2 separate regions of the Homo sapiens genome follow, and region 2 is linked to region 1. Evidence: read pairs that join two places in POLR2A ChIA-PET (ENCODE). Cell type or tissue: MCF 10A. All regions are shown on one strand. Each heading gives the region's core, and the rest is flanking DNA. Links, peaks and the distances in the headings are about the cores only.

The links. Peaks named below come from ENCODE experiments on the same cell type or tissue, not always from the same donor. Only the 100,000 strongest peaks of a DNase experiment are listed, where the experiment ranks them.
Region 2: POLR2A ChIA-PET joins it to region 1 with 6 read pairs; 15 of 35 experiments call an interaction of 5 or more read pairs at or near these places.

What each region holds. Positions count from the first base shown.
Region 1 is chr7:140,314,143-140,318,545 of GRCh38, reverse strand. It overlaps LOC124901758 (a long non-coding RNA gene), which reads left to right and starts at 1,304. Exons shown (of 2, transcript XR_007060560.1): 1 at 1,304-2,291. In MCF 10A, for the core only: no CTCF peak of the experiment used is centred there; a DNase peak (open chromatin) is centred at 1,995.
Region 2 is chr7:140,163,385-140,167,787 of GRCh38, reverse strand. All of the region lies in intron 1 of KDM7A (lysine demethylase 7A), which reads left to right. Among named protein-coding and RNA genes, the nearest start is that of KDM7A, 11 kb to the left of the region's middle. In MCF 10A, for the core only: no CTCF peak of the experiment used is centred there; a DNase peak (open chromatin) is centred at 2,157.

The sequences.
Region 1 (4,403 bases), core at 283-4,282:
GATTTGCAGAGAATGACTCTTGGATTTCTGGAATTTGGGTTGTTTGATGGAGTAGACTAGATTCGGTTTTCTTATCTGTAAAATGGAAGAAATACTTTGCGGATAACATAGGCAAATGTCTTACCACAAGCATACGGTTGAGACTCCATAAATGCTCGTTTTTTTTGCTTTCCCCCATGTTGTTTCTGTTTCCTCCATTCTGTCAGTGTAGGTCTTTGTTTGGTTAGTTCTGCCTTTGGAACGCTTTTCTTTGCTGTGTCCCATGCTTCCCACTGTGACTGCTGCATGGGTGACTCCCGGATCCTTCTCTCCAGCCCTGATCACGCTTGTATGCATTTTCGACCGTGTTCTGGTCATCTCCATGGCCTCTCACCCTCACAAGGGAGAACCATCCCCCGATTTTTTCTCCTCTTGAGGTCCATATGCCTGTTGATGGCACTGTAATCTTCTCCATCAATTTGGCTACAAATCATTTTTTCCAGTTGAAAAAACACATCCACCTCTAGTGGTTTTGAGTATTTCAGAATCATTTTGATGCCTTTCTCTTCTTCTTTCATTTCTTCACATTTGGTGAATATTTGGCCTCTGTTTAATTATCTCCGTAACATTATACACACAAGTGTCTTTTTCTATCTCATTGTTACTTCCCTCATCAGGCCTTTATTAGTTCCCATCTGAACTACGACGCTGGTTCCCTATCTCTGGTTTCCGTTCCTTTCAAGTCATCTTGCCACAGCTGCCAGACCAAGCTTCTGGAAGCTCTGATTGGATCACCCCTGTCACCTTGTGGGTTCTCCACACCCACTGGATCAAGCCCAAGCTCCTAAGCCTGTCATTTAAGGCACTGCATGTCTAAACCCCATGTACTGCTCTGATTTTATCTCCCCACATCCTTGTAGAAAAATGGGGCAGTTCTCTGCACCTTTGGTATCATCTCTGTCTTCCCTGGTGGAAATTGTGCTTATTCTTCAAGGCACAGTTTGTGAATCCTGCCTTTCACCAAACCAGTTAATTCTTTTTCATATCACATAGGACTCAGTGCTTATTTATTTTATTTTATTTTTTTGAGACAGAGTCTCACTCTACCACCCAGGCTGGAGCATGATCTCAGCTCACTGCAACCTCCACCTCCCGGGTTCAAGTGATTCTCCTGCCTCAGCCTCCACAGTAGCTGGGACTACAGGCACACGCCACCACGCCCAGCTAATTTTCATATTTTTAGTAGAGATGGGGTTTCGCCATGTTGGTCAGGCTAGTCTTGAACTCCTGACCTCAAGTGTTCCTCCTACCTTGGCCTCCCAAAGTGCTGGGATTACAGGCGTGAGCCACCGCGCCTGGCTGGTGGTTATTTAAAATGATCTGTGTACACTTCTTATCTCTCCTACTAGATTTAATCTCCTTGAGGTGCTTCCATCTCTGTAACCCTCAAAATGCCTTCTTCATATTCAGTATATGTTTGTGAATGGAACGTATACTCTCCTCATCTTCCTGAAGCATACAGGCATGACCTTTGCTTTTCCAAATACCCATTCCCAAGGGCTTGTGACACAAGACAGTGAGAAGGTGAAGGACAGCTTACTTTCCCCTGTGGATCCCCTTGCAATTTAATACACAGGAGCGTGAGAATGTCACACAGGCAGGTTCTTATTTAAATTCCTGGTAGCTGAGCCCAGCAGCATGTGGTGGGTTTGATTTAGTCTGTACAGCATTTAACTCTTTCTATGGATGAAAGATGAAAGTGGATAAAAGTTCTCATAGACTGTATGGGAACCAGATAGATTGAGAAATTAACTCATGTGTTGTGCAGTTACAGAGCTCTAGGTGCCGGTCTGATTTTTCCTTATAGAATCTAGAACTTAACTGACATAATTCCTGGGTACTTTCAGACACATAGCCAAACACGTAGCCAGGTGATTCATTTGGTAAATTCCATAAGGTCTGCCCTGCCCTGGAATGGCTTCTCAGCAAGGCTGTCTCAGCTAGGCTGGGAAGGAGGTGGCTTTCAGTTCCGGTTTCCAATCAGTGACTTCCAAGAACTGGTTAAGAAGCAGGAAGAATAGAAAGAGTTAGATGGTTTCTGTGTTGGGCTAAAAAAAAAACCTCTCAGATACCCAGTTCCTACAATGCATGTCTCCTGGCAGCCAGACAAGGAAGGAGAGAAACTGTGAAGGGTGCCAGGGTGCCAACAAGAGCACTCGTGTTCTTGGCAGAGCTCAGAATAGCGTTCACAGCTCTCAGTGATTCATCATCTGCAGGCCTGCCCACCCGTGATCCAAGTGACTGAGGACGGGGTGAGTCAGGCAGCTCCCTCTCCTCATCACCCTTCCTCCATGGCTCGGTTCTGTGCCCTCCCTGGGCCCTATGGGCTGCCTAGCAGAGGGGAGGCCGATGTTGCAGGGGATGCTGCCAGTGAGGAAAGGGTGCCTGCTCTGGGTCTGTGCCAGGGTGAAGCCTTCGTGGCTTCTTGAAGGACTCCCGGCTCCCCTCTGCGTTAAGCCCTAGGCACGTTTAGAGAAGAGGGGAATCTTCACTGCCAGCTCTAGGGACGGGTCTGATGGTGGGGCCCGCTTAGCCCCAGCGAGCTACTCAGTGCTCCTGCACTGATCTAGACACCACCCCTCATCATCGTATCTGCCCCTCTTAAATCTAATCTGCATTCTGTTCTCTTTCTTTCTCCCACTCTTTTCTGTTTATTCTTTTCTTTCTTCCCTTGCTCAGCAAGAATGATATTTATTTAAGACATCACAGCTGTTAAATGTTTGCCTCTGGGGATAATTTTTCGGCCAGGTGCCCCCGTGCCTCTTGGCTGGTCCACAACCGATTGCTGGCCATGATGGGAGGGGGTGGCCCGCTGCCCTCAACACTGAACTCCCTAGTGTGGGTCCAGGCCTGGGGCTCATCACAGCTACCCTGCTTTGACCCGCAACACAATCATGGGTTGAAAAACCATCCTAGTGCCATAATAGGCTTAGAAAGGGATCATTCTTCATCTGGTCAGCCAGAGCCAGGCCACAGGCTGCATGGTTTCCCTCAGCAAGGCTCTCGCTGGGTGTCCCACTTTACTTCTGCAGCGAAAAAGCCGTTTTACCTCTTTTGCCACTTTCACAAAACATTCTCTTGGATCCACTCAAGTGAAAGCTGTGAAGTGTCCTTGTTCCTCCCTCACAGAGGGAGCTCCTAGCCTTGCAGCCCTGCCTGTGTCTGTCACTTACCAGCAGCGTGCCAGGACACTGCAGACATCTAGGTTCGGGGACTTGTCTAGGAAGCCATGGCTCTGTGTGGGTGTGCAGGAATGTACTGCTTCAGAGCGTTCCTGTTTTCCCTTCCCTGTTGCTGCAGAGCACGCATGCTGCGGGGAGAATGCAGCTTTAGTAACAAAACATCCAAATATACTTATTTCCAAAAAGAGCAATGCAAGATGAAGAATGGGGTGCTGTGTGGATGATGTCCTGCGTAAGGATAGAACACAGGAGGAGCTTGAGTGCGAATAATGTTTCACTTTTTGTTCAGGAGTCAAAACTTACAATAAATACGACCAGGTCTCCAGATCACAGTGAATTCCAAACCCCGGTGGACGACCCACTTATTTCAAACATGTTATGTAACGTTGTAAAGCACAGAGGATAGGTAAAATTCACAGCCCTGGGACAATTCGGGGCACTTAGATGTGAAATGTTTGGAAATCGCTTTCATTTTTCTCATCAGAGCCATCCCATGAACTGGATAGGACAGAGACTTCGCCCCATTGAGAAGCAAGGACGCTGAGGCACAGCGAGATCATCATTCAGCGTAGATTCCAAAGGGCACAGACTTGGTTAGCACAGTCAGGCTGAGCCCCCTGATCTGTGTTTGATTTCTATCACGCTGCTCTTTTTTCAGTAAACCTCTTTCACATAAGAGATGAAACCAGCCCACCACTAATAGGACCTGTGCTCTGGGCTGTTTAATTAAAGTCGGAATGAGTTTTACTGAATTTACATGCCTTCCCTAGAACTCCATATATCCCATTTGGAATTTGTACGAAGTCCTAGGAGCAGGCTCCCTCTCTGCAGTTGCTCAGGACTCAACTCCTCTGGCGATCTCCTGACCTCATGATGTGCCCACCTCGGCCTCCCAAAGTGCTGGGATTACAGGCATGAGCCACCGCGCCCAGCCCCCATGTTAACCATTATTAAGTGTACAATGTAGTGGCATTAGTTACTTTTGCAATGTTGTGCAAACATCACCCACTGTTTCCAAAACGTTTTCATCACCCCAAGCAGAAACTGTACCATTAAGCAAGAACTCCTAGGCACCTCCACCCACCTCCCTGCCCCAGCCCTTGGTAATCTCTTATCTACTTTCTGTCTGTATGAATTTGCCTATTCTAGGTATTTCACGTAGTGCAATCATATAATATTTGT
Region 2 (4,403 bases), core at 116-4,115, 150 kb after region 1:
TTTAAGAAATATGTAGTCATATTTATTAGTCTTTTATTGGTTCTGGATTTTGAGTCATAATTAACAATCCTTTCTCTACCTCAAGGTAAAGAGAATTTTTTCCTGTGTTTTTTTCTAATACTTGTGTGGTTTTATTTTTTAAGCTTCTAAATGGATCACTAATCCATTTGGATTTTATTTTTGTATATAATATGAAATATAAATAGAATTTTTTCTAAATAAAAAGAAATTGTCCAGTTGTCCCAGTACTATTTATTGAAATGTCCATTTGTCCCAGTGACTTCAGATGCCAAAACATATTTATATATAATAGTCATATGTCAAAGATTCTGTATATACTTGGGTCTGTTTCAGCACTTTCTGTTTTATTCCACTGGTTGATTTGTCCCTTGATGTTTCAGCACCACAGTGTTTTAATTACAGAGGCTTTTGTAGTATGGTGTAAGTCTGGTAAGGCCTGTCCCATCCTCTTAGTTTGTTGTATTTGTTTTCAGTGTGTTTCTGGTTATTCTTGCAGATTTATTTTTTAATATGAACTTTAGTATCAACCTGTCTAATTTTATTCAAAAGCATTGTTGGGATTTTTATTAGGGTTACATTAAACTTATGAGAGCTGATATGTTAATAATATTGAGTCCTTCTCTCTGAGAATAGTATTACCTCTTTTATTTATTTTATTTATATCTACTTTTGTGTCTTTCAGGTGTGTTTTTAATTTTTCTTTGTATAGATTTTACACATTTTTAAGATTATTCCTAAGTAATTTTCTTTGTTAGTATTATAAATGAGATTTTCTTTACCATTTGTTTGCTGTTGGTTATTGTTTGCTGTTGGTTATTGTTTGTTTTTTAAATGTTACTTTTATATTCTACTACTTTGCTGAAAAAAATTATTTGAGTTGTATTATCACTTAGGGAACTGATATGTAATATACAAATAGAGAGTTTTAGTACTTCTTTGCCCATTCTTATGCCTCTATTTGATTTCACTTATATAATTGCACAGGCTTATACCTCTCGTATAGAGTTGAATAGTGGTAGATCGTGGGTATGCTTGCTTTGTTCCTGATTTTAGTAGAAATGCCTCTAATATTTCCTCATTAAGGAAGATACTAGCTTTAGTACTAATTTGTCGTATTAAGACAGTATTCCTCCAGGTGCAGTGGCTTATGCCTATAATCCCAGCACTTTGGGAGGCCAAGGTGGGTGGATGGCGTGAGTCCAGGAGTTTGAGACTAGCCTGGGCAACATGACGAGCCTCCGTCTACAAAAAATACAAAAATTAGCTGGGCATTGTGGGGAGTGCCTGTATTCCCAGCTACTTGGAAGGCTGAGGCGGGAGGATTGCTTGAGCTTGGGAGGTTGAAGCTGCAGTGAGCCATGATCCCACCAGTGCACTCCAGCCTGGGTGACACAGTGAGACCCTGCCTCAAAAAAAAAAAAAAAAAAAAAAGGAAAAAAAAGTATTCCTCAATTTTATGTACGTAGTTTTATCATGAATGGATGTTGAGTTTTATCAAAGGCTCCTTCAGCATCTGTGGAGAGAATCGTATAGTTTTCTTCCTTAGATCTATTAATATGCATATACAGTAGTGTGTCCCCGCTTATCTGAGGGAGATATGTGTTCCAAGACCCCCAGTGGATGCCGGCAACTACGGATAGTACTGAACTCTGAGTATACCATGTTTTTGCCTATATATACATACCCATGACAAAGTTTAACTTATTAATGAGGCACACAGTAAGAGATTAACAACAGTAACTGAATAAAATAGAACATTACAACAGTGTACCGTAGTAAAAGGTATACAGTGTGGCTGTAACTTTTGCAGTTTAAGGTGCAGCAGCAAAACTAGCATGAATTTCTTTTGCCTCCTTCACAATTTTATAGATAGAATTGTTCTTACCATAGAGCTTAGGAACTCAACATACTGTTTTTTTTTCTTTCCTTACTTTTCACTTAAAGGAAGCACTTTATGGTTTCTCTTTGGCATATCTGCATTGCCAGCATCACACCAGCCTCACTGCTCTTGTGCTTTGGGGGCATTATTAAGTAAAATAACGGTTAGCTGAACACAAGCATTGATACCCCGACAGTTGATCTCATAACTCAGAGACTTGTGGGCAGGTAGTAAAACAGTCTGGATACACTAACAGAGGGATGATTCACATCCTAGATGGGATGGTGCAAGATTTCATCATGATGCTCAGGACGGCAGGCAGTTTAAAACTTAAGAATTGTCTGTTTCTGGAATATTTCATTTAATATTTTTGGACCTTGGCTGACCACTGGTACCTGAAACCTTAGAAAGTGAAACCACAAATAAGGAGGGGACTACTGTAACATACTTTTAAGTGTAGCTTATCATTAGCTACTGTGAAGAACAACCTGGTGGGAAAATAGCCCTAACTACTTGGTTTACTATTGGATAATTAAGTTGTATCTTAAGGATGCTTTGTAGCTAAATTTTAAAATATTGTTTCTAAATTTTTAAAAAACACCACTGGCTCTGGTAGTTTTTAGAATAAAAGAAAATCAGCAAATATGAGTGACATAGAATAACAAACACTGAGCAGGTAAATGTATATAATAGGAGTCTCTAGAGCATTAATGATCCAGGCATTTCCCCAAAGCAGCATTTTCTAACCTGTGTTTTGTGAACCCCAGGGATATAAAGTATCCTGAGGTTCACTTATTTTAATTTGTCTTTTAAAAAGATGGTGAGTATTTTCCTTTCAAAATCGATTAGTTTGAGGACTTCTGAGGGTATATGAGCAAGCATACATGGCATTGTTGGTGGAAATCAGTCACCTGATTATCATTCAACCGAATGTTGCCAGGCACCATGGTCTTCTTGACTTTTAATTTTTCTTAAAGAGAAGATACCAGACATATGCAGAAGTAGACCGAATAGTATCCTGTGCTTCCAGGTTCAATAAGCCTGCTTCAGTGAGTATCAATTCACTGCCAGTTTCATTACTACACCCTTACCTGGCTACTTTGAAGCAAATTCCTGATACCATATCATTATATCTGTGAGTATTTCAGCATGTAAATCTAAAAGATAAGGCCTCAATTTTAAAAACCTGTAATACCTTTATTATAATTAAAAATAGTTAACAGTTTCTTAATAACATTAATATCTACTGTCCAAATTTCTAGTTGTCTCAAAAATGTCATAATTTTTTTCACTATTTGTTTGAATCAAGATCTAAATAAGGTTCACACATGTGATTAGTTGCTACATCTTGTAAGTTTCTTAATACATAGCAGTGGTTCTCAACTAGATGAGATTTTTGTCTCCCAGGGAACACCAGTCAATGTCTAGAGACATTTTTGATTTGGGAGTGGCAGAGTGGTTGCTACTAGCAGCTAGTAGGTAGAGGGCAGGGATGCTACTAAACATTCTGCACTGGTTAGCCCCCACAAGAAAGAATGATCTAGTCTAAAATCTCCATAGTGTTGTTGTTGAGAAACCCTGATCTATAGGTTTTTCTTTCAGGTCTTTAACCCTCCCCCCGTCCTTGCAAACTCTTTGTTGCACAAAGTGGTTGTTTATCCTAAAAATTCCCACTTTCTGGATTTTGCCGATTACATCCCTGCAGAATCTTTTTGCTTCTCACTTTCCTATAAATTGGTAGTTGGCTTTAGAGAAGCTTGATCAGATTCAGGTCCCCCTAAATCCCCGAAAATTTCACAGGAGAGTGGTGTAGATTTCTATCAGGAACCTAAGCAGAAGGCATAAAATGTCTGGTTGTTTCTCTTTTTGTCATGCTGGCTGCCATTGATCAATGCCAATATCCATTCATGGCAGTTGCAGAATGATACCTTTATCATTATAATTATAAAATGTTATAACTGATAATTAGAAAATTTCTTTTTGATTTGTTACTTGTACTACTATAAAGAGAAAATTTTCTTTTATCTAGTCTTTGGTTACCTAGTTGTACAGTGTAGGAGAGGCAAAATTAAATGCTTGATTCTTTTCCATTATCACTGATTTTTTCAGTTAATTGATTAATTAGCATCCTCATTATTAAAGGATGAGAAATATTTAAAGGAATATAATTTAATATGTAATATTGAGCAATATAGAGAAGTTGAAAGACAAATATATAGAAAGGTCCATGTTTCCTTTGACCATATAAACTGTCATTAAAAAAACAAACAGAAAAATAGAACAAAACAAAAACAATCTGGTAAGAGGGCCAGGCACTGTGGCTCACACCTGTAATCCCAGTGCTTTGGGAGACCGAGGCAGGAGGATCACCTGAGGACAGGAGTTTGAGACTAGCCTGGGAAGTGTAGCAAGACCTCCATCTCTACAAAAAATAAATTAGCTGGGTGTGGTGGCATGTGCCTGTAGTCCTAGCTACTCGGGAAGCTGAGGCTTGAGTGCAGGA